Linked DNA regions of Homo sapiens: all the other regions are linked to region 3. A link is an interaction called in ENCODE POLR2A ChIA-PET data of the cell type or tissue named here. Cell type or tissue: MCF 10A. All regions are shown on one strand. Region 1 overlaps TRERF1 (transcriptional regulating factor 1). Region 2 overlaps TRERF1 (transcriptional regulating factor 1). Region 3 overlaps TRERF1 (transcriptional regulating factor 1).

Region 1 (8,000 bases), 99 kb before region 3:
CAAAGTGAATGCAAAATGTATGTATCTTTTTTGTTTTTTTTTTAATTTTCATTTTTTCTTAAATGCAAATCAAATGAATTTCTGCTTTAGGATCTAAATATTTTAAAGACTGTTGCTTTCTCCATCTAAGTGACAGGTAAGCAGCATTCAGTACACTCTGGAGAACAGCACTGTCCTATATCATGTATGAGCAAAGACAAGCACACTGACTTAAGGAAAATGGGCTTCCTCTGCAAGGGGCAACATTATTTTGAGGGGTAATCCCTCTAGAACTTGCCTATACAGGTGTGCCTGGCCTTAAGAAACCTGATTTGGGAAAAGCTCACCAATTCAGACTAGTGGCAGACCAGCGGGAGATTGAGAAATAACCTTTAAAAATATCCTTTAAAATACATATGGAGCCTTAGACAAGGCCAGCACAGATACCGTAAGGTCTTTCTTTAGTGCTAAGAATGACCACATGGTGAACTTGTTTTATTTTAGCTAAATTATGCTTCTAATATTCTTGAAAAGTAGTAGCCTCTGTATTTACACACACTCCCTTTCAGCCTGTTTATATGATTAATTTACTTTTAGTAAATCTTTTTTTTCTCCACCATAGAGTACAAAGATAAACTTTAGTTAAATCTTTGTAACAGTGTTCTCAATTTTAAATTAGTGACATTTCGATTAGTAACACTTTATGAAATGTGAAATGCAAAACCTTCTAAATAGGTAAAATTGCAGGAGGTAGGGCAAGTAATTATGTCATAAAAGGATGATCTTTGTCAGCAGGCTCTCCTAGTACATTTAAATGCATGTTGACAGGGCACAAGCTTGTGTGACACACAGCCCAGGGGAATGCAGAGGCTCCAGGAAATGTGGAATGTATGTTTTGGAGGCCACGCTCACTGCAGAGCTTGGAATCACACACTCCTGGGCATGGGGGCCTTCTCTGTGTTCTCCAACACGCAGCATCATGCTTGACACAGAACACACACTCTGTAAATACCTGTTGGCCAAATGAAGCAGAAAACAATGGCAACATGGAGCACCCTCTGCCAAACTGTGACTGTTGGAAGAGCACTCTCGAAAATACATCATCTCTTAAAGCCAGGCACAGCTATATGGCTCTCACTTGTCCCAGATCCCCAGACGACACAGACACACTTACAGCCCCACAGTTGGGCATTTCACAGATGAAGGAGCCTGAGGGCTGGCCCAGGGCCTGCAGGGGCGGCCCCTCCGTGGGAGCCAGGACGGGGACGGGTGGTGGCTCCGGGGACTTCGGCACCTCACTCTCTTCTTCTTTTGTGGATTTCCTATCTTCTTCCGGGTCCTCCTCCTCCTCCTCCTCTAACTCTTCTTCTTCTTCACTTGTCTAGTGTTAAGGTAATAAAAGCAAGAGGGGAAAATCCCCAAATGGCATTCTTAGTGATGAACAGAACTCACAGATCAACAGAGGAGAGAGGGGCAGGATGCTGGCGCTGTGTTCCTTTCTTTCTGCATAAGGAATGGTGGACAGAGCCTGTTAGGCGTGATCCTCAAAAGGTTGGTCTCCGGATGCTTAGGACTTCGAGGTCAAGGAAGTAAGTCCCCTGCCCCACTTCGGGACCCCTCATCACTTATATAAAGATATGGTGAGGCAGAGAGGAGCAATTTCTACATGCAAGGATTCCCCACCTTGTTCGAGACTATCAGATCTTAAAATGACTAAAACTCAGGCTGCGTCCTGCCTGTAAGTAGCTCTGTCTCCTCACAGAGGTGAAGAGGGGTTTCCAGCAATAACAATACCATGGAATCCCCCTTGGAGAGAGACTAAAGAAGGACCTGTGCTGATTTGTTTTAGAGGCTTTATAACACACCATGCAAGATACTGGATTTGACCTGCGGTGTGCAGAAAGCACGTGACTCAAGGGGAGCTCCACTCTGGTCTTGTCAGAAAATAGAGTGAAAGGAGAGAAAATGGAAGGGGAGATTCCCTTTTATTTGTCATGTGCTTTTCCTTTTGTCTCTGACCATGGGCTTAGAAAAAGCAGTGTATTCAATGTTTCTATTTATTCATTTTCTCCTACCAGAGGCATTTAATGAAAAAGAACAAGAAAAACTTTTCCTATGAATAATGATCTCCTCTGCTTCTATGGCCACTCTCCCCACTTCAGAACAGCAGCCATGTGGAGAATTAAGCAGAAGGTCCCTGCCCTCCTCAAGGTTAACAGAATAGTAAGTTACTGGAATAGCTTGGAGTGGGTGCCCTGGGTGTGCTGGGATGGAAGGGCAACGATCCAGGAGGCTCTCATTCTCCCCTTGCTTAACTACTTTATTCTGCTCTCTCCAACCTTCCCAGGGTAGGGGTGAGGGCTGCTGGCTCCTGCAGGCCCCAAAAGGGCTGAGGACCAATCAGCCTCATTTCAGCTTTTATTTTACAGTTTACAAAGTGCTTTCACATTTACTATGCCACCGAATAGGCTGTAAACAGACCTGTCGTTTTATAAACGAGGAAGGAAAAGGCATGTCCAGCTGCCCCTGACCTGGCAGGTCATTTGTCTCTGCTAGGCTCTCTGCATAACTCATCACTTAATGCACGTGGGTTCCAGTCTACTCTACCCCTGACAGTGATATAAGTCTGGGGAGCCTATGATTCTTAAAGCCCAGAAGCAAGACTTTCCAAGAAGGATAAAGATTTCTGAAAGTAGTGATACCCTAGGACCCAGAAAACATAAGCTTCCTCTCTACAGTTTGGATTTGGGGTGTGTGTGTGAGAGAGGGAGACAATGCCAGTATGTATGTGGCATTTAGTAGCCCCTCACTGTTTCAGTATTGTCCTTATTTAATATCACATACATGTATACTTGCGATGCAGTATGAACAGGGTGTATTTAAGAAATGGCTTCAGTTTCCATTGGTAAACAGGATTAATTAGTAATGATCACATTTGTTAGAAGACCTCAGTGAACACTGATGTAGGCCTAGTACATTTGACAAAGTGGTTTATGATCTAAGCAGCCAGCCTCTTACTAGTATAGAACATACAGGTTGATTTCACTTAGGTGGTCTTATTTCTGTAAGACTCCACCATCTTTCCACCCCAAAGAGTTTCAGGTAAAACCATGTTATGTCAAACTGGGACTTTGTGGTCTCAAACATTAAGTAGCCCATGGCCTACAGTTTGGCATTTAAAAATAATTACACACAACAGATGACAATGCCATTTGTTTCATGGTATTTGTTATAATGACAATTTTCTCACAATGCCATTGTTTGGCTTAAACATTCTTAGAAGAAATGTTCCATATAGCCACAAAATTATAAGTCACACTGTACCATGATTATGTATGTCTCAGGAATTTAGATAGGTGTTATTTCAACTGGCAATCTATAAATCACAAAATGATTTACCATCAAACCACATGGCTCACCAAAGTGACTAAGAGATACAAAAATACAAGAACAAAAATCTTAACATGTAGAACTTCGTAACAACAAGTTGGTCATTTTATGATATATTGTGAAACAAAACACTTACTATATTCCAAAATTAGAAGGTGGGCAAATATGGGGGTGGGGAGGAGGCCATACATTTAACATGGTGCTCAGACCCTCGAGTGTCCACAATAAGAGTTTCTTGAGGAGGATATTTTTATTTCCCAAGCATGCAAATGGAATTCATATTATGAGAAATTGGTAAGTCAGAATACAAATGCTCAACAACCCAAATCTGCTCAAAGACACAAATTTGTGTGTTAGTCACTAATAATAATGATGACGATGACAACATTGAATGCCTGCTGAGAATCATGCATTTCACACACACACACACACACACACACACACACACACAATTTCTAGTTCTCATAACACTGTAAAATTTTTTCATTTTTAAACAAATGAGGAAATTGACCCAATAAATAAGTTTCTCAAGGTCACACAGCTGGTAAAAAAGTTGAACTGAGATTCAAAACCTGGCCTATCTTATTCCAAAACCTCAACCTTCTTCACTCTTTGGTCTGGCTGCACATGTCCACAGGTGCATGTTTATCCATCTGTAAATGGCTTAGAGATCCTAAATCTCTCAATATTACTGGAACCAGCTGCTTTGAAATGCCAAAGGGAAGGAGGATGTTTCCCAAGGCCCCCATCAATGGACTGTGCTGTAGGTAACTGTGCTGACATCATGGTGAGTTCTACCTTTGCCCTTGGAGCCCTGATTGCTGTTTTCCACAGTCAGTTAACTGCCTCAGTTGGTTTCTTGAATTGTGCTAAATTTTGATCACAGCCAGCCCCATATATTTGTCCTGAGTCGGGGAGCATGAGCACAGGCAGGGGACAGGAAGGTGTGGCCAGCACCTTCTCCTCTCACCTCATTAACAGAACCCATCTTGGCTCCCTGCCTCTGCTTCCAGTCACACTGCCCCTGCTGAGTGAGCAGCTGTGCTCTGTTGACCTCCCGGCTACTTAGCTAAAGGGCAATCATTCCTTTCAAACCTCCTTCTTTTCCCCTCTCAAGTCCTCAATAATCCCTGAACCACCTGAGCATGTTCCTTCATGTTCCATCTGGAGGGAAATGGTCACCCGCCCTTACGTAAAACATTGAAGATACATGATCAGGAGAGCTATCCCAGGTGTCCCAGGCAGGCCCCGAGGACAAAGAGTAGGACCACATCTTAGGACTGTGCCTTGCACACCCTCCCCAGGCGCACCCTCCCCAGGATCCCCATGATCCCAATTTTTCATCTCCACTCGGCAAACTATGCTTAGAAGGCTGACTGTGCACACAGTGCCCACAAAGGAGCTGTGAGCTGCCATATTGGCCTTTAATCAAGATTTTCTTGTTTTTTTTTTGTGGGCCTGAGTCATCTCTGCACATAAGCCTTTTGCTCTCCCTAAGCTCACAAGTAATGAGGGTGTGGACACTCCTGGCCCAGCCTAACACTGGCTCCTGGTGAATAAACCCAAGAGGGTGTGGCCCCTTGGGCACCCTCTTACCCTCTCCTCCTTAATCTGAAGCTTCACGCCGGCCTGGGTCTCCCTACCCATCTTCGAAGCCCAGGCAGTCCGAGACGGTGCCTCTGCCTTGTGTGGAAACATCTTTGTTAGTGTCACTCCTCTGCTCAGCATCCCCTTGTTCATTCCATCTCCCTCCAGTGAATTCACAGAAGGAATGTTTATGAATCAGAGCAACTCCTATCTTCGAAAAATATTCACTCATTCATTTAACAAACATTTATTGAGTGACTGTATTATGCCAGGCACTGTGCACTGTCCTAGGCACTTGATAACACCCAAGCCTAAGATACACCAATTTACCTTAGAAGACCATATTCTCTGATTTTGCCCCTCTTCCAAAACACGGCACTGACAGAGCCCAGAACATTCCAGAATTGGAAGGGACTTTCTAAATCATTTAAATCATCTGGCCATTTTACAGACCAGCAAGCCTAGGAGCAAAGCCTAGGTCTTCAAGGCTAGGAATCTTTGTGCTTCCTTGTTTACTGTCTCTTCTACTCATTTGGAAAGCAATGCTCTGTGTGACCTGGGGCAAGCCCCTTCCTCTCTCTGGGTCTCAACTTTCTTCCTGTAAAATGGTGAAATTGGGTGAAAGAGTCCTTAACGCTGCATCTAAGACTTTCTGGATCTCATTGCATACTGCTTTTAAACACTCTTGGGGTTCATGGTGTATTTCCACTTACATGTGTTATATCTTCCCAACAAGGACATATGTTCTGTGTGGTCGGGGGAGAGGAGGGAAGGGCCATTTAACATCCCGGGTTACCCACAGCACTACATACACATTGCTGTTTACATTGTGGGAGTTCAACTGCTTTTAGTTGACTGAACTGGAGGAGAGCATACTGTTTTTTGTTTTTTGTTTTTTTTTCTGAGATGTAGTCTCACTCTGTTGCCCAGGCTGGAGTACGGTGGCGCAATCTCTGCTCACTGCAACCTCCACCTCCCGGGTTCAGGCAATTCTCCTGCCTCAGCCTCCTGAATAGTGGGGACTACAGGCGTGCACTACCACGTCCAGTTAATTTTTTAGTAGAGATGGGGTTTCACCATGTTGGCCAGGGTGGTCTCGATCTCCTGACCTCGTGATCCACCTACCTTGGCCTCCCAAAGTGCTGGGATTACAGGTGTGAGCCACAGTGCCTGGGTGATCACATGTTTTTTAAAACATTAGGCCACAAACGAGCAAAAGACTATTCTGATATCATACATCACTACTTAAATGAGTCAAACAAAAGCCCTGGTCACAAGAAATCCTGAATGTAGAATACTGCCATCTCTGATTGAAAAAAATAGCAATACCATTCTATTCTACAGATTTCTACTTTCTCTGTTATTTGGGCTCAAATATAAATGTATTTATGTATGTATATTTCATAGCTAGGATCAATTATTAGTTAGAAGCATAGGCTTTGAAGCATTAATGAGTCCAATTTTTTTTTTTCAGATGGAGTTTTGCTCTCGTTGCCCAAGCTGGAGTGCAATGGTGCAATCTCGGCTCACCGCAACTTCTGCCTCCTGGGTTCAAGCGATCCTCCTGCCTCAGCCTCCCGAGTAGCTGGGATTACAGGTGTGTGCTACCACGCCTGGCTAATTTTTTGTATTTTTATTAGAAATGGGTTTCACCATGTTAGCCAGGCTGGTCTCGAACTCCTGACCTTAGATGATCTGCCCACCTTGGCCTCCCAAACTGCTGGGATTACAGGTTTGAGCCACCGTGCCTGGCCAAGTCCAAATTTTTTATACTTCTTTAAGAAAATGTGTGGCCAGGTGCAGTGGCCTGAGATTACAGGGGTGAGCCTGTAATCCCAGCACTTTGGGAAGCCAAGGCAGGAGGACTGCTTAAGCTCAGGAGTCTGAGAACAGCCTGGGCAACAAAGTGAGACGTTGTCTCTACAAAAAATTAAAATATGAGTGGGGCGTTGTGGTGTGTGCCTGTAGTCCCAGCTACTCAGGTGGCTGAGGTGGGAGGATTGCTTGAGCCCAAGAAGTTGAGGCTGTAGTGAGCTATGATCATGCCGCTGCATTCTAGCCTGAGCGACAAAGTGAGACCCTGTCTCAAACAAACAAAAGAAAATTTGCATCTGACTGCTCTTAACTACACAAGGGAATCAGGCTTAACAACACGCTCAGCAGCTGTGTGACTATGGCCAATTTGCTTAAGCTCTGTGCTTCAGTTTCCTACTGCATAGAATTGGTATTAAATGAATTACATTGGATTAAATGAGTCAATATTTATAAAGTCCCTAACACAATGCCTGGCACATGAAAACTGCTGTTTCACTGTCTGTTAAAGAAAATAACACACATACATGTGCTAACCCTTACAACTGGGGCACAATTGGGAATGAAAATATAATTTCAAATATTTACATAATTCATGAATTCCCAATACTTTCACTGATGGTGACAAAAGCTAGAGTTTAGTAATGTCAGACATAATTTTTATATACACATATATGGTAGGTAATGTTTTCCACAGAGTGTGAAAAGGAGATTTCCCATGGCTATGGATGCAGGGTGGAGAGTTAATTGCAAGGATCACAAGTGATAGTAATCATCAAAGCCACACATACAGGGTTCAGAGACTAGTTAGGTCTTCTTGTGTCTTTGGTACGTACTTAATGTGCAGTTGACTGTGGACTGTCTGCTAATGAAGGAAATCAATACCAGGGATAATGGTGATGTAAGGATTAGAATCATCTACATGCAGCGAATTAGTTCCTTAATGATGGAGGGTTCCTGGCACTACCTAGAGGTCAAAGCTCCTCTTGCTCATGCTTTACAGACTGTGGCAAAATCCCAGGGACCCTTTCTGAGGCACATTATGGGCTCAGGTCAGTAGCATCTATGACATGGAAAGATCAAAAAAGAATATTCCAGGGGGTCAGGACACCACCCAATCATAAACCAACAAACCCAAGGCTGGGACCATCCTTGGTTTAATTCTTCTGGCTCCTAGCTGCCTTGAAGCGGGCACCAGCCCTCACCTCTGTTTCTGAACACTGAGCTACAGG
Region 2 (8,000 bases), 59 kb before region 3:
TATACAGATGGTAGCGTGCTACGCCGTGGTTTAGCATCTTGCCAAAAGGCTATTTTAAACATATCATTTAAAACCTGAAAACTGTTCTTCTTAGTGGATTAGTCAATCTCACAGAATTCTTATAATACCAACTCAGGATTCAAGTCTTTATTATTTTTCTAACAAGGTAACTGTTTTGCTCATTATGTGTAACAATTTCTACTGGGTAATTTGTACCAGGAGCTTTTTCATTCATGAACTAATTAACAGAACTGCTACCTTCCCATTTCTTCGGTCAATTTCTTCCTTAGAGCAGGACTCCAGGATTCCAGGGTGGGCTCAACAAATAAATGCCCACTCAGAACCTAAGGTGCCACTCCACGCTCCCACAGAGCCTGTGACCGCTTTTCCTCTGCACTGACCATGTCACAGTCAGGCGACCCACTTCCGTGCCTGTCTGCACACTGGCTGCCCAGTCACTGTGATGTAGGGACAGCAGCCTGCCCATGTGGTGTCCTCAGGGACTGGGACATAGCAGATGCTCAACAAACGCTCACTGAACTGCAACACTGCGCTAGGCAAAGGAGACCTAGAGTGGCTTGTTCCCCTCTGCAGGTCCCATGCCTCTGACATGGACTAAGGGACAGAATTTACTAGTTTCTGTTGAGGGCATAGTGCCCTAAAGCACCAAATTTATGGAGTGCTGTAGATAATAACAAGGCTCTACAGAGACCTCCCAGCACACTTTTTCTATACAGGGCCAGCTAGTAAATATTTTCAGCTTTGGGGCCCATACATATGGTTTCTGTCACAACGCTGCCACGGTAGCGTGAAAGCGGCCACAGACCATATATAAATGAATGGGCGTGGCTGTGTTCCAATACAACTTTATTTATGGACGCTGAAACTTGAATTTTACATAATTTTCACATGCCAAATTCTGTTCTTCTTTTGATTTTTCTTCAACCAATTAAAAATGTAAAAATCCTTCTTCACTCACAGGCAGTACAAGAATAGGTGTGGGCTGGATCTGGCCTGACCCATGGTTTGCTTGACCCCTGTTCTAGAGCATCAAAGTCTCTCCACACCCCACCCCCTGGCCTGGGGCACCAGGAGACAAGGCCGCAGTCTGCAAGAAGGATATCTGTCCTAAGGGCCACCCTTTGAACCAGAGACACAGACAGAGAGATACACCAGGAGAGGAAGTTGACTTTGGCGGAGGTCTCCGCAGGACTTGTTTGCTTACAATTCAGAAGGGGTAACACCCTGCTCCGGCCAGACCACCATTGCTTGTTTGAGGAAGAAAAACCAAAAAGATTTTCCTTTTTCTGACCCCGGGCAGTCAGTTAGAGACTGTATACACAATTCTCCAAATGCCTTGGCTTGTGTTTTAGTCCAGCCTTCCTCTCGGCTCTGTCAAGGAAGCTTCACTCGACTCCCCTGGGGCTCCTCTTAGTCCAGCTCACTCCCAGCTCCCCTAAGCAGGCAGGAGCCAAGGGCGGCTCTCCAGGATGTGGGCCGCAGTTCGCCGTCTTCTTTTTAGCACCGTTGTTGTTCTAAATGCTTTCTGATTAGTCTTCTAAATAATTCCAGTGGGTATTTTATAATCCAGTAACCCGATTATTGTGGACATGTGCTGCCAATGACAGTGGTTAGCATCTAAATCTTCCTCCCTGCAGTGAGTGGTTTGCTCTTACTCCTTCACAGCCCTGGCTTTCCTGCTGACTCTGGGCTGTGGGAGGATTTTCAAGGCTCCCTTTGGGCAGCAAGAAACATTCATTTCTCTACCCTCAGGTCTCACCCTGTAGCATCAGTTGCTCCCTCCAAGCCCTGGGGATCAGTAGGAAGCCCGACGCATAGCTCAGGAACCTGCAAAATGGAGGGTTTGGATTTTGCTTCCTGCAGGTGGCTCCTCATTAGGAAATAGAGATTGGACCGATTTCACTTTTTGGTTGTCACTGTCACTGCCATCTTTCCTCTGGGCTGGCTGTAGTTCTTTACCAGGGACTTTAACATCGTCTCCCCCCTGTGACTACCATATGCCACTTCTCTCTCTTCCTAGCTGTCATGGAGCAGTATGGAAACTAAGGACATGGGGAGAGAAGTGGGAGCTGCAGGAGTCTAGGGTAAATTCCTGGAGGAGGCAGCCATGGTCTGAGTGGGCCTTGCTGATATATTCCTGGACACATTTGTTTCATACTACCTTCCCTAAGTATCCAACAGCAGGGTTCTGCCTGCTCCACCTCCAGGGCCCTGGCTGGGATGACCTCTCCTTCCTGTGTGGCTTGAGTCTCATATTGTGGCTCCCACCCTGTGAGGCCTGGGGTTGCCAGTTGCCCTTTTCTGCTTCTCCTTGTGACATTCTTTGGGGTCTTTTTGAAGCCTCATCCTCCCTCAGATTGTGAGCTTAAAGATACAGGTTTGTCCCGCAGCAGTCCTGACATGGCTAGGATTGTAGGGAGATTAGGAACATGGGCTTTGGCTCTGTGAATATGGGGTAGTTAGAAGAGCATTGGAAAAAGCTGAGAGTGGTGGCTCATGCCTCTAATCCCAGCACTTTGGGAGGCCAAGGCCCACAGATCACTTGAACCCAAGAATTTAAGATAACTCTAGGCAACATAGTGAGACCCCATTTCTACAAACAATTAGCTGGGTGTAGTGGCGTGCGCCTGTAGTCCCAGCTACTTGGGAGGCTGAGATGGGAGAATCACCTGAGCCTAGGAAGTTGAGGCTGCAGTGAGTGGTGATTATACCACTGCATGCTAGCCCTATCTCAAAATAAATAAATAAATAAATAAGAAGAAGAAAGAAGGAAGAAGGAAGAAGAAGGAAGAAGGAAGAAGGAAGAAGGAAGAAGGAAGAAGAAGAAGAAGAAGAAGAAGAAGAAGAAGAAGAAGAAGAAGAAGAAGAAGAAGAAGAAGAAGAAGACTGCAATAGAAGACAGGAGCCCTGGGCTTTGGTTCTACTGACTCCATGTGACCCTGGGCAAGTCATTTGCCCTCTCTGGACTTCAGTCATGGCTTTCTCTACATCCAGATAATTGAAGCGAAGTTTTTCTAGAGAGAGAGGCTGAATAAAATCCATACAATCTCTGCCTCATCTTAACCTGACTTGTAGAGACAAAATTCAGGGTTCTGGATCCAGTTGGTATTGACTGCATAGATCTGACGACTGTTTAGGGGGCAAATGCACGCAGTGTAGAGACCAATGTGGTCTCCACCTCTCCTTTTATGACACACAGAAGCTAGGGAGGGGAGGCGATGTTAAATTGATGTAACTGATGTGGCTGAGCACTTCCTGTATGACAAACTGCTCTGGGAGACTAGAATGGAACAAACTCCAACATAGTTACCTGGGATTAACAAACTTCACATCGGTACTGATAAAGTCAGCTACAGCCTATGGTTCCAAGGAGAAAGTAGCAGATGCAAATACAGAGATCCTGTGGGAAACTTACAACCACACTTACCGCACCTTTCAGCCTAAAGGGAAAGGTGCAACAGGCTCTGAGTGGGGCATGCCAGGGATGAGGACCACTCCAGCTTGCCTGGCTCCCCAGGAAGCTTCCTCCCAACCCACAGTTGATACCATCCCCCATCACCTGGTGGCGGTGAGGTTGACAGATGATCCAGCTGAAAGGTCTGCAGAAAGAAGATGGGACACAGGAGCATCAAAACAATCCACACGTGATTCCCTGAGTGACCCAAATGCTTTCATGATCACATGTGTCCCCTAAGGAGGAGCTGCTAAGAGAATTTCAGAATCAATCATCAATCAGATTGAAGACCTGCTTTGTGCCAGGAGAGATGAGAGGTCATGAGGGCCCCTGGCCTCATGAGGTTTACAGTCACATTAACTGAGGCCTCATAGCTCAGACCAGCATCTGTGTCCTGTCATCCTTTACAGTCTTTTATACCAACTCGCACTGAGGACCTTCTATGCCAGGGCTGCTAGGGGACAAAACTGTGTCTTTAAGATTGCAATCTGGGGAGGAGGAGGCTTCCAAAGGACCCCAAGGAATGTCACAAGGGGAAGGCAGAGAAGAACAACTGGTGACCCCAGGCCTCACAGGGTGGGAGCCACAATATAGGGCTTGGGCCTCACAGAAGGATGAGGTCACTCCAGCCAGGGCCCAGGAGGTGCAGTAGGCAGACCCTTGCTGTGGGGGACTCCGGGAAGGTCTCTGCAGGGCACCTGGCTGGAGGGGGTCTGGGCCCAGGGCCCACAGGAAGGATCCTCCACTCCTGCCCCCAAGAACTTGGGGCGTGGGGCCTTCTGAATCAGCACCTGGGACTTCAGCCAAACAAAGGATCCCTGGCCCTGCAGCTGTCCTGGGCAGGGCAGGGCAGGGCTGGGAGAATGGGAGGAGATTTCCCTCCGGCTGCTCTGATGAGGCCCCAGCGAAAGTGGGAATAAAGATAGAGGGGAAGTGGGCTGGCAGGGAGATCTGACCCCCTTGGCCCCACCTACAGCCTCAGAGTGAATTATTAATAGAAGAAAGCACAAGTCAAGCACCTGCAGGCTCTGTTGCTATCACTCAAGCTCCACACCTAGCGTCATGGGGCCAAGCGGCCAGAACAGCCTCCGGCAGGTGGGCAGCACAGACCAACTTCCTCTGCAAGGGACGACAGGGAGGGTGGTGGCTGGCGCTGTCACCACATCCTGGCCATGCACATTGAGATGGCACCAGACCCACAGACTCTCCAGGCCTGTGTGTGTGTGAGCTATACTCCCGAGCAGATCAGCTGTGTGACTTTGGTGTGTGGCCTTCCAAGACATCAAGCTGTATAAAAAACCAAAGGGTCACCCAGGGCCCCAGAGAAGAAGCGATCATCTTAAGGGACAACCACTCCCCTTTTTTTCTGGAAAACAGCTCACACAGTAACAAAGTCAGTGATGTACAAAGTCAGTATGTAAAATAACCGTGCAATAGTGTTCTTGTGTTTGGGTTGTCGTGGGTCCCCTCTGGGTCTCCTGCCTGCGTTTCAGACAAAAAGCCTGTGTAGAAGCCCAGGGTATCCCAGGTTATGACGTCGGTGCCACGGGGAGCATTCTGTAAATACCGGCGGCGACACCGAGCTACATACTGGGCAATGCCACGGTCCCAAGCTTTTCGCTTTTAAGATAAGGGGGCTCGGACAAGCCACAGTCCCTTTTGCTCAGACTTCTAAGGTCTTTTGGGGAATTCTGGGAGTCAACAAACAAACCCGAGGGGACCTCTGGCAACTAGGGCTGGAGGCCTTCCAGCAGGACTTCCTGAGTCGCTCCCTCCTCCAGGCCTCCGAGGATCCGGTTCTGGCCTCCTTCTAGAAGCCCTGGGGGATGGTGAGCCTCACTCAGGTACCCATCTCCCAGCAAGTTCGTGCTCTGAGGGAGGGCAGGGGGAGCCCTGGCTCGCTTGCTCACTTGCTCGTCTCCGGGACTCAGCTCATGCCTCCCCTGACAGTGTGAGTGAGTGCTCAGGAGGCACTGACCCAGGGCAGCCAGGAAGAAGCCTCTATGCCCTGCAGCCCTCGGGGTTCAGCCCAGCCACTTGGCCGTGCCTGACGACATCTCCCCTGTTCTTCATGGTGCTATGGGAGGCCAGCCTTCCCAGGCAGATGAGTGAGGCTCCTCATTCAAGGGTCCAGGGGGAGCCTCACCCTCATGGCACCCTGTGTAGGCTCTCGGGGCCCTTAGGAGGCTGCTGAGGGCGGGGAAAGGAAGGAGTGAGGGAGGAGGCCTGGAAGCCAATTAGGAAGATGTCCTTGAGAGGCAAGTCCATGGGAGCTGCAGAGAAAGTCTGTCAGGAGGACCTGGTTCCAAACTTGTTCCAAATCACAGCATGCCACGATGAAGAAAAACAGTATGTTTTAATTCATAAATGCTTCTAAGAATTCAGTGTTATGGAATAAAGTTGGAAGTGAAATTCCCCCTCACCTGAGATTCCCACTGTCTGGTGCTTTGTATGTGGACGGTGGGAGGGATGATGAAGGTTGGCTTCTGGTTACTGAGAGGCCTCAGGGGATAAAGAGGGGTCCTGCCCTTTCTGGGTTTGCTCCTCCTCTGGCAATCTTCATGCTCCCCTGGGAAGCCCCCAAACCTGTCTGGACTTGCTCAAGGCAGATATCCTGTTGGTCACTGGCCCCCATTATCTCACAGTCCCAATTTCTTGCCAAAACAACTTCCCTTTGCTGCTAGGGGACCCCTGCAGCTGAACCAAGAAGACAGAAATGCGGCCCCGGAGCCTGGGCTGCAGGGAGAGTGTGAGGACCAAATCCTAGCTAAAGGTTTTACAGGCCCAGACACGCATACTTCTGTTTGTTGGAAACATTACCCCACCAAGCTCAGTCACCTCAGGTATTTCATTTTTCAAACAATACTAGATATCCAGTTCCATAGAAACAGAATTGTGTTTAATAGCTCTGTTTTTTAAAATCTCTCCCTCTCTCTCCACTGTGCCACGAGCAGTGTTTGGCCAAAGCAGATTCACTCAATGTTTATGGAACACAGCAAACAAGTTTGTCAAATATCAACCCTGTGTGCATGGTAAACTATTAGAAAGTGAAGGAGCCAATCCCCTTCTCCAGACCAGCTGAGGTGGTCCAGAATTACATCCAGGATGCCTGCTTAAGAGTGCCCAGACTCTGCCAGGATCCTCCAGCCCTGTGTGGAGGCGGGTCACAGAGGGGTGGCTGTAGGAGGGACACCCAGCGTGGCATCGATGAGCTGGATTAAGATGCTGCTACGCAAACAGGAAGGAAGAACAGCAACGATGGCTAACGTGCATTGGGCGCTAACCCCAGGCTAGGCACAGTGCCAAGTCCCTCAGAAGCCCCTCCCAATAACCCCACATGGTGGTAAGTGCATCCATCACCTTTAACTACCTTACCAACCTCCCAATGACACCTTGCAATGAACATTCTCAGATGCATCCCCTTAGGAACATCTGTGAGAATTTCTTTAGGATACATACCCAGGAGTAGAGGAAGGTGTGATGCTTTTTATGTGTCAGTTTGGCCAGGCTGAACTACTGCCCTCAGAATTCCCTTTCTAGGGAGTTGGTTAAAGCAGAGACTCATAGAAAATGACATGTAGACAAGTGTGTATGCTGCAGTATTGCTAGAAAAGCCAAAGACTGAAAACAACCCAAATGCCTAACCATAAGGGATTGATTGAAGGAAATCATGGAATAACCGCAGGATGGGATACTATGCAGTTGTTAAAACTAACAAGGAGACTGGGCACAGTGGCTCATGCCTGTAATCCCAGCACTTTGGGAGGATGAGGCAGGAGGATTGTTTCAGCCAAGGAGTTAGAGACCAGTCTGGGCAACATGGGGAAACCCTGTCTCTACAAAAAATACAAAAATCAGCCAGGTGTGGTGGTGCACACTTGTAGTCCCAGCTACTTGGGAAGCTGAGGTGGGAGCATCAATTGAGCCCAGAAGGTTAAGGCTGCAGTGAGCCATGATGGCGCCATTGCATTCCAGCCTGGGTGACAGAGTGAGACCCTGTCCCAAACAAACAAACAAACAAACCGAACCAAAACAAAACAAAAAATCCAAAAGAACAACAATGAAACTCTCTATGAAATGAAATGGAAAGACGTCCAAGGTTAAGTGAAAAAGAAAGATGCAGAACAGTATGTTCAGTATGCTCTCTTTTGTGTAAAAAATGGTTAAAATAGAATATATACATATGTAGGTATATAGATAGTTGATTTTTGTTAGTTGTGGTAGTTACATCCTATAAAGTCTCTATGATCACTGAATTAGTGAATACTGAGCCACTGCTCCTAAGAGAAATACAGGGTTAGGTTCCTGCAAGCCCCTGGTTGCAACATTTTTGTCAACTGATCAGTATATAACCTTGTTTTATATGTGTCTGCTTAAAGGATATCTTATTTAACATCTATTTTTTTCATTCATTAACATTGACCTCACAGCCAACAGTACTACAACTAATGCCTGAAAGGAGCTTATCTAATTCACCCATTTTCTCTGTAAGGCACATACATCACAGCCTTCTCGTGCTGAGAAC
Region 3 (8,000 bases):
TATTTTTTCTCTTAGACTGGTAGTCCTAGGTGAGCTTTCAGCTGAGGCCACTAGGAAAAAAAAGACCACACACATACACTACACACACACACACACACACACACACACGTATGTACACATATATGTATATGTATATGTACATATACACATGCACATACACATGAATATATATATGTGTGTGTGTGTTTTTGTGTAGCTTATACATAAGCCACCCTCATGGGACAAATATAGAAATCTAAAAATAAAACAAAGAAAACTTTGGGAAGGCAAGTGGGACCTGGCACCCAGTGATCTGAAGGTAGCTGAGTTGTGTCAGGGTTATGGAAAGCTTAAGACAGGAACCCCAGGAGATCTGCCTGTAGCAGCCACTGAGACACTCCTCCTTCCAGAACAACTGACATCTCAGGCTCTGCAACAACTTCCACCATTACTACCCTGTTCCAAAGTTGTAAAGCAACTGAAGTCCCAACTCTAATAGTCTCAACAATTGTATTACCTAACAGTATTACACAGGCCAATGTCATTGATCAAATCTCATTACAAGAAAGAATTGCTTGTATAGGGCAAGTCGTGGTGATATTTTGATTTGGTTAGCAAAAAAAGTGTCTCTGGGACTAATTCTACACAGCAAATCCTCTATCTAGGCCTGTCCCTTAGACTGGTTACTCTGTGATGAAAATAGCTGGTTCTGAGCAGGGAACAGGGTGGACCTGTGAGAGGGGCTGAGTGGAACATGGCATGGCTCTGCTTATGGCCCCAACTCCCTCATGGGTAAGAGAATTAAACTCCAAGGCTCCACCCAGGCAAGGGAGGTCACAGCCACAGGCCCAGGAACCACAAAGGTGAAACAGGGAAGGGAAGATGCTCCCTCTGATGTTTCAAAGCTCTGAGTGAGCGGCAGAGCACCAAGGAGCCCCACGTGTGCTTGAGTGAGGCATCGGGGACAGGAATCAGCACTGGGGTTCCAGCCTGATGGTCCCTCCTGGCTCACTGAGCTTCATCTTTGGTGAGGTGATGGGAATTGGCCCAGATGGTCCCTTCCATCTCTAGAGTCCTAACATCCATAACAACATGAATCGGCATATTAGCCCTAGAAATGATCTTGCTGGATCATTATCAGGCTACGTGGCACACAGGCCACAGAAGTGGCTTCAAGTGCTGTGCCTTCTACACAGCAAAACTAAGTATTTATGAGATCAGCTATGGAGAGTAAAACAGAGAAAAAGGAACTGGGCAGAGTGGGAAGGGGATACCAGCAAGCCAGAACTTTTGGCTCACCTGGCAGTGAGAGCCAAGAGCCTGAAAGCCTTGCTCCCAGATGCTGGGGGATAGCATGAGGTATTCCTTAATTTTACCAATAGCTCGAGGTAGGGCATCCCCTCTGCTGACAAGGCAGGGGCACAGCAACAGTAACAGCAGCAGCCAACCACACTTACTAGTACTCACAGTGCACCAGGCACTCCCAGGTGCCTTACATGTATCAACTCATTTAGTAACGCCACAAGACAATTCTGGCATGGACATATTTCAATGCCCATTTTACAGAGGAGGAAACTGAGGCACTAAAGATTTAAGAAGCTGGTTTTGAACCCAGGCCAATTGGATCTAGTGTCTGTGCTTGGCAGGGTTAGCCAGGGCCTGTGCTTCCACATGGTTCTGGATTAGTCAACATGAGTGCGGATGGGGCGTGCCATTGACTGAATGCCACTGATGCACCAAGTCTAGGCACTTATTCATGTGCATTAACTTTGGGATTCTCTCTCTTCTGCCCTCCTCTTCAACTGTCCTGCCAACCTGGTCAGCACCTGGTCCAACTCTAGCTCAATCATCCCTTCCTCAGGGGCACATTCTCTGACTCCCCAAAACAAAGTCTAGCTTCCATTGCGTGCTGACATAGTTTCCTCTACTCCATCTTCCTGTTGCTTCCCATGGCTTGACATTATTTACTTGCCTGTTTATGTAATAAACACTTCTCTCCCTGGCAAGACTCTAAGCCAGTGCTGACCAGCAGAACTTTCCACAACGATGGGGATATTTTACATTTGTGCTGTTCAACTTGGTAGCCACTAGCCGCTGTTGAGCACTTGCAGTCTAGCTGGTGTGACTGAGAAACTGAATTTCAAGTTGTATTTCACTGTAGTGAGTTTAAATTTAAATAGCCACATGTGGCTACCACATGGGACAGCGCAGGCCTAATCCCCACGAAGGCCTGTTTTGTGCTGCAGTATCCCCAGGGACTAGCAGGGTCAGAATGCAATAAACATTTATGAAATGAGTGAATGCGGAATGAATGGATGAATGAATGGAAGAACACATGAGAGGGAAGTTGATGATGAATGAAGAAAGAAGCAGGATCCAGGAGCACCTGTTCTTCTTTCTTGTCCTTTCTGCACTGCCCCACTAACCTGCCATGCACCACCATCCCCGACCATCATGCCTCATCCCCTGGGTCTTGAGAGGTTCCCTGGAGGAGCTCCTTGCTGCTCCACCTTTACAGCCTCTGAGATCATCATAGAGTCAGGAGCCATAAATGCCCATTTCTACCTCCCAACCTTGGTCAGGAGGTATGTCTTCTGCAGACTGCCTTATTTCACCTACTGAAGATGCACCGGAGTAAACAAGCTATCATCCCCTGCTTAAATAATCTTAAGAGATTATTTGTCCCAAGAGAGGGATCATCCCTCTTTCCCCACTCTAAGCCCTTCACAGAACTTAACCAGCAAATGTAGATTCATCCTATCAGACCGTTCACCTCCCAACTTGGCGGAGGAGCATGAACTAAGTAAGGAAACGGTGGCTCAGGGAAAACTCACAGCACCCGGGACTGGAGAGTCAGCAGCCTTGGGTCAAATTCTAGCTCTGCCACTAACACATCAGGGAGCTTGGTGAAGCCTCACAGGCCTGTCTCATGGCTGCTGCTTAGTGTTTGTTCAGCTCGTATTTATTAAGCTCCTGCCATGTGTAGGCTGTGTGAGGGCACTGGGGCTGCGGCGGAGGATGGCATGATCGTGGCTCCGGCTCTATGGAGCCTTGGCTCTAGCAAGCGCCAGAGAGAGCAGCTCATGATAGGAGCTGCGGGGGGCAGGGGGTGCGTGCAGAAGAGTGGGCATTTGGAATGGGGTGGGAAGAAAGGAGGCAGGAAGATGCAGAGAGACTCTGGTCACTGAGGCATGTCCATGGGCACCCTGAGCTCCTTGGTGGCAGTGGGAGCATGAAGGAGTTGGACATACCCTGGACGCTGCCCAAGACCCAGCAGGGAGGCAGCTGGTCAGGGAAGGACAATGGGTAGGGGCCAGAAGACCCCTCTCAGAGTGGGGCTGGACCAGCTGTGTGCAGCCCGAGGGCCAGGGAGCAGGAACTGTAATACCCTTCATCTTCTTCAACAGCTGAAGCATCTTTTTCCACTTGGTCTTTTACTCTTGGAAAAGCCAGGCTCAAGTTCTAATACCGCTCCTGATCCTCAAGGAGGTTAGCTGGAGCAGGTCTGAGGCCCCTGCGGTTTTTCTCTGGGTTCAGGAACAATCTGCTCTGCTCCTATTTATTGAGTCCCCGCCTGCAGATGAGCAGGTGTGATCCCCATCCTCAAGGCCCACCAAGTCTACTGGGAGAGGCAGCCACGCTCAAACCACTATCCGGAGGCAAAATGAGCCACAGACAGGCACGCGTAATGTGAGAGCTCAGTGGAGGGGAAGTGATATCAACAGTGGGCATCAAGATGGCTTCAAGGAGACATGGCCTCTGAGCAGAGCCTTGAAGGACACACAGCCTTCTAATGGGGAAGCAGGGGAGGAGCTTAAGCAGGAGGGATAGCATAAGCAAAGGCATGGAGGTGGGAAAGCCGCAGATCAATGGTTCTCAACCTTGGCATATGAAAACCTCCCGATGAGCTTTCACAGGCTGATGCCCAGGCCCCATCAACCAGAGATTCTGAGGCAACTGATCTAGGATAAGGTCCAAACATTGATATTTATTAAAAGATCCCCAGGGTTGAGGGTTGAGACCCTTGCTACCTGGACCAGCAACAGCAGCAGCAGCACCTAGGTGCATGTTAGGGATGCGGAGTCTCAGGCCCTACCCTGGACCTCCTGAAACAGAGTCTGGATTTTAACAAGAGCCCCCAGGTGATTGTGGGCACGTGAAGGTCTAGGAAGTCCTGCTCCAGAGGAGTTACATTGAAATCAGCTGGCTTACATTTTTCTGATCAAAGGCACCTGGCTCACTGCTGTGAGGAAGTGGCAGGACCCAAAACAATACCAAACGACCAAAAGCAGCACTAGCCACGTGTCAGAGCTGGCCTCTGCTGGGCACCATGGGGAAAGGAGGGTCACCATATGGCTCAGGCACAGGAGAGAGGGAAGGAAGAAACTTGGGGGTAGGGAAATGGGCAACCGGTCTTCTGAACAAGACTGGGATTCTTCTGAGGCAGAGAGAAGAAAAGGAGACCTGGGTCACGGGACGTGGGTAGGGGGATGCACGCCCGCACACACGCATGTGCACAGAGGTATGAAATTCAAAATGGTGCTAAAGAAGTGTCAGGCTCTAAGAACTACTGCCAGAAAGTGAGTACTAAATTAAATGCATATGCTCATTAGAATGGAATTTTTAAAGAAATTAACAAGCACTCTCCTGTTCACCTCTGGAAAGCAGCAGTGTTACTTCTGAGAATTATGAGCTGGAAACCAGATCAAAGGTAGACTCACGTGGTGCTCCCTCTGCCACCTCCCTTCCTCACACACCATTCCTAGGAGTCCTTCAGGATTTATGACGGCTCTCCCTGCACCCAGCCTGCCATCCTGCATCCAGATCTTGGTAGTAATCAACCATGTGGCTAGAATGGGACCTACCAGAGGTCCTTCCGCACCATAATACCAGGGTTCCCACATGGGACTCTCTGCACTGCCCACACTCAGGAACTTCTCAGGAACGTGAGCTTTTTGTGGTGGTGACTCAATGTATATTTGTTTATCTTTATATTTTTTTCACAATTGGTCTGTGCCAGACAGTTGGCTGACTAACCCACCAGTAATCCCTAACCTCTCCTGCCCACCTCCACTAGAGAGGCTGGAAAAGCTAAATCATCTTTTTCCCAGCCTTTCTTGCAACTAGGGGTGAACACATGCTACTGCCAGGACTGACGAAAGCAGCAGCACTCGGCCGAAAAGCCAAAACACGAAGAAGGGCAAAGCGGAAAGACTGAAAACTCTTATCTATCCTTGAGGTCACTGCTGAACTGCAGGTCAATACCAGATAACCACTGCCTCTATCCAAACTTCTGGTTTATGAGAAAATGTGTTTCTCCATCACCATTCCTTTGTTTTTCTGCTACTTACAGCCAAAAGCATGCCTATGGTCTTTCCTGTCCTCCACGTCTCTCCTTCCATCTGCTTCACCTCCTTGCCTATTTACTGTTTCCATCAGTTTTTGTACCACCCTCTGCTCCTTTTTTCCTTCATCTTTTCCTATTCATCTCCTCCGTCCCCAACTCACAATATAATAGCAGGGTCGGAAAACCAACCCACTTTTGAAACATCAAGTCTTAATGTCCAATCAGTCCTCAGGCAGCAACTACTTCTGAACCCAGGAAACTCAATAGCTACGAATTGTACCCAAAGCTGCAAAAAACAATAAGCAAATTCTATTATGTTGTTTCTTTACTTCTTGGATTACTTTTCTGAGCTAATAAAAGCACATAAGGATATTTCACAAGTGTGTTTATGTTTCTATTTAACAAACCTTGAATTTCATAGCAGGTATCAAGCCTCAGCCAAACCCATGCAGACTGACAGATCAACAAAGACAACAGGCCCTGAACAAGTAGCTCTCCTGAGAACAGATGTGTAAACAGAAACACAATGTATGAATTAGCCCAGTGCTCTTTCCCAGGTAGACTGAGAGAATCTGGACACTACCTGTGGCTGAGCCCTGGAGCCACCAGAATTTAATCAGATACGTGATTAAGAAAAGTCTATTTTAATGCTGAATAAGATTTCTATCTTTCAGTTTACTACTTAATACATATTCAAACCAACATGTTTTCTGCGACCATCAACATGTCTTGACCTCTTTTAGGGTATGAAGTGCTCAAAGGCAAGAACTGTGTCCAAATGGCACCACGTCTTTCCACCCTGCACCCACCCCAGGGCTAAGTCTTGTCCTATCCTCAAAACAACAGCAATCAAGTCAAAATCAGAAATTGCATAGCAGTTGCCAGTCACAACCAAACAACCATTTCTTACCTGTACCTGCTACAGAAATTACTCATATTTTCAGGGCTCCCTCATTTCAAGAATGATTCACATTTTTTTTGTGACTCAGACACACCACCCCATTACTGCTCTAGCTCATAAGGAGTGTGGAGTGACAGCTTTAAGGGATGTGTTAAGTACCCCCAAGACTACCTTGGAGGGAGGGCAGGCAGAGAGAGGGATGAGGGTTCACCAGGCCCATTCACAGACGGTTGAGGGTTCTTTCTGGTGGCAATGTGCAATTTGTCAAAACATGAATATTGCTGCCATGTTCAACGTCTACTTATCAGCCCATAGATTAATCTATTTATTCTTTTAAAAGTAGCATTTTCCCCCCGTATTAGCTTTGTTTCTTCTTCACACACCACATAAGAAGCTTCAGAAAGGTCACCTTTCCTGAGTGATAAATATGGGCAAAAAAGAAAACTCCTCAATTTATTTTATTTATTTATTTTGAGACAGAGTCTTGCTCTGTCACTCAGGCTGGAGTGCAGTGGTGCAATCATAACTCACTGCAACTTTGAACTCCTAGGCTCAAGCGATCCTCCCACCTCAGCCTCCTGAGTAGCTGCGACTACAGACGTGTGCCACCGCACCCAGCGGCAAAAAAGAAAACTCTTCTCAGATCGCAGTAAATTAACATTCTCAGAGGATTCTTCTGAAATGATCAATTTCTTTCTAGAACTTTCTCTGATGGAGGAAGTTTCTCCTTCCTCCATAACACCCCTAGCTGATTGGATTTTAAGGGGTGATCTTCATGCCTATGGGTGCTGGGAAATTGTTTAGAACTAGTTACTCCAAGGACCCTGCCAGTTCTAAGGGGCCAAGGGCCCATCATTTCTTCCTGGGTTCCAAAACAGTCCCCCGTGTACAGTGGAGAACACAGCCTGGATTCCCCCCACATCCTTCCAGATTTGGGTGCAGGGTTTTCATGACCTCAAATCACTTACCAGCGGAGCAAGGAGTGGAAGAAACAAGAGGACTGACAGACAGAAAGCTCTAGGTTTGAACCCCGCTCTGTGTGATGTTAAGCATATTACTTAACTCTTCCAAGCCTCGGCCATCTCATCTGTAGATTAATACCTGCCCTGCAAGGGTGTTTCAAGGATTACAAATAACTGTAAGAAGTTTCTGGCCCAAACAAGATCCTCAGTACTGGCCAAATATCAATGAGCATCATTCTTATCACCATAGTGAAAACACTCAAGAATCACATTCAACTCTGTGACAGCTGAATCACACCAAAGTACAGGCACTGGGTGGTCTGTGTGTATGTCTGCTAAGGATTTTCATTCTGCCGAGGATCTGTTCATGGGTCTGCCCCGGAGTCTAAGGCCCCGGGAACAGGAGGGAGCAGGCGTAGAGCAAGGTTTTGGACAATGCAACCCAGGAAGGTATGTTTACCTCAGAGATGGGTGCCTGTTCTTTTTCTGGGAGACTTGGCCTACTATCACAATTCAGTGGGTTAGCAAAGGTCTGAATGATGCCAAGGCCCCAGGTCTACCCCTAGCATGGCTCCCTCTTCCAAAGCCATGGAGCCCACAGCCTTTACTTGCCAGTTGTTTCACGAAAAAAAATGACCAGCAGTCCCAAAGGGCAAGTTACCATAATCCACTGGCACTACTACAAGAACACTAAACATTTCTTCATCAGTTCATGTTGGATGTGATGGGGTAGGAGTCTCAACTTCCTTTGTAAGAAGGATGGCATAATGAATGTTCAATATCAAGTCATACATAGACATTCCCCTCCCAC

What was found. ChIA-PET counts read pairs that join two places held together with the same protein. Peaks named below come from ENCODE experiments on the same cell type or tissue, not always from the same donor. Only the 100,000 strongest peaks of a DNase experiment are listed, where the experiment ranks them.
Region 1: POLR2A ChIA-PET joins it to region 3 with 7 read pairs; 1 of 35 experiments calls an interaction of 5 or more read pairs at or near these places.
Region 2: POLR2A ChIA-PET joins it to region 3 with 5 read pairs; 5 of 35 experiments call an interaction of 5 or more read pairs at or near these places.

What each region holds. Positions count from the first base shown.
Region 1 is chr6:42,235,052-42,243,051 of GRCh38, forward strand. TRERF1 (transcriptional regulating factor 1) reads right to left here. Exons shown (of 18, transcript NM_001395490.1): 16 at 1,154-1,360. LOC105375061 (a long non-coding RNA gene) reads left to right here. Exons shown (of 4, transcript XR_001744122.2): 3 at 1-17; 4 at 1,365-1,453. Among named protein-coding and RNA genes, the nearest start is that of MRPS10, 21 kb to the left of the region's middle. RefSeq lists enhancers at 1,447-1,606, 6,819-7,401. In MCF 10A, no CTCF peak of the experiment used is centred here; DNase peaks (open chromatin) are centred at 4,480 and 4,870.
Region 2 is chr6:42,275,070-42,283,069 of GRCh38, forward strand. The region is part of intron 4 of TRERF1 (transcriptional regulating factor 1); the gene reads right to left. Among named protein-coding and RNA genes, the nearest start is that of MRPS10, 61 kb to the left of the region's middle. RefSeq lists an enhancer at 4,358-4,870. In MCF 10A, no CTCF peak of the experiment used is centred here; DNase peaks (open chromatin) are centred at 4,312, 5,322 and 6,262.
Region 3 is chr6:42,333,919-42,341,918 of GRCh38, forward strand. The region is part of intron 3 of TRERF1 (transcriptional regulating factor 1); the gene reads right to left. Among named protein-coding and RNA genes, the nearest start is that of TRERF1, 110 kb to the right of the region's middle. In MCF 10A, no CTCF peak of the experiment used is centred here; a DNase peak (open chromatin) is centred at 4,973.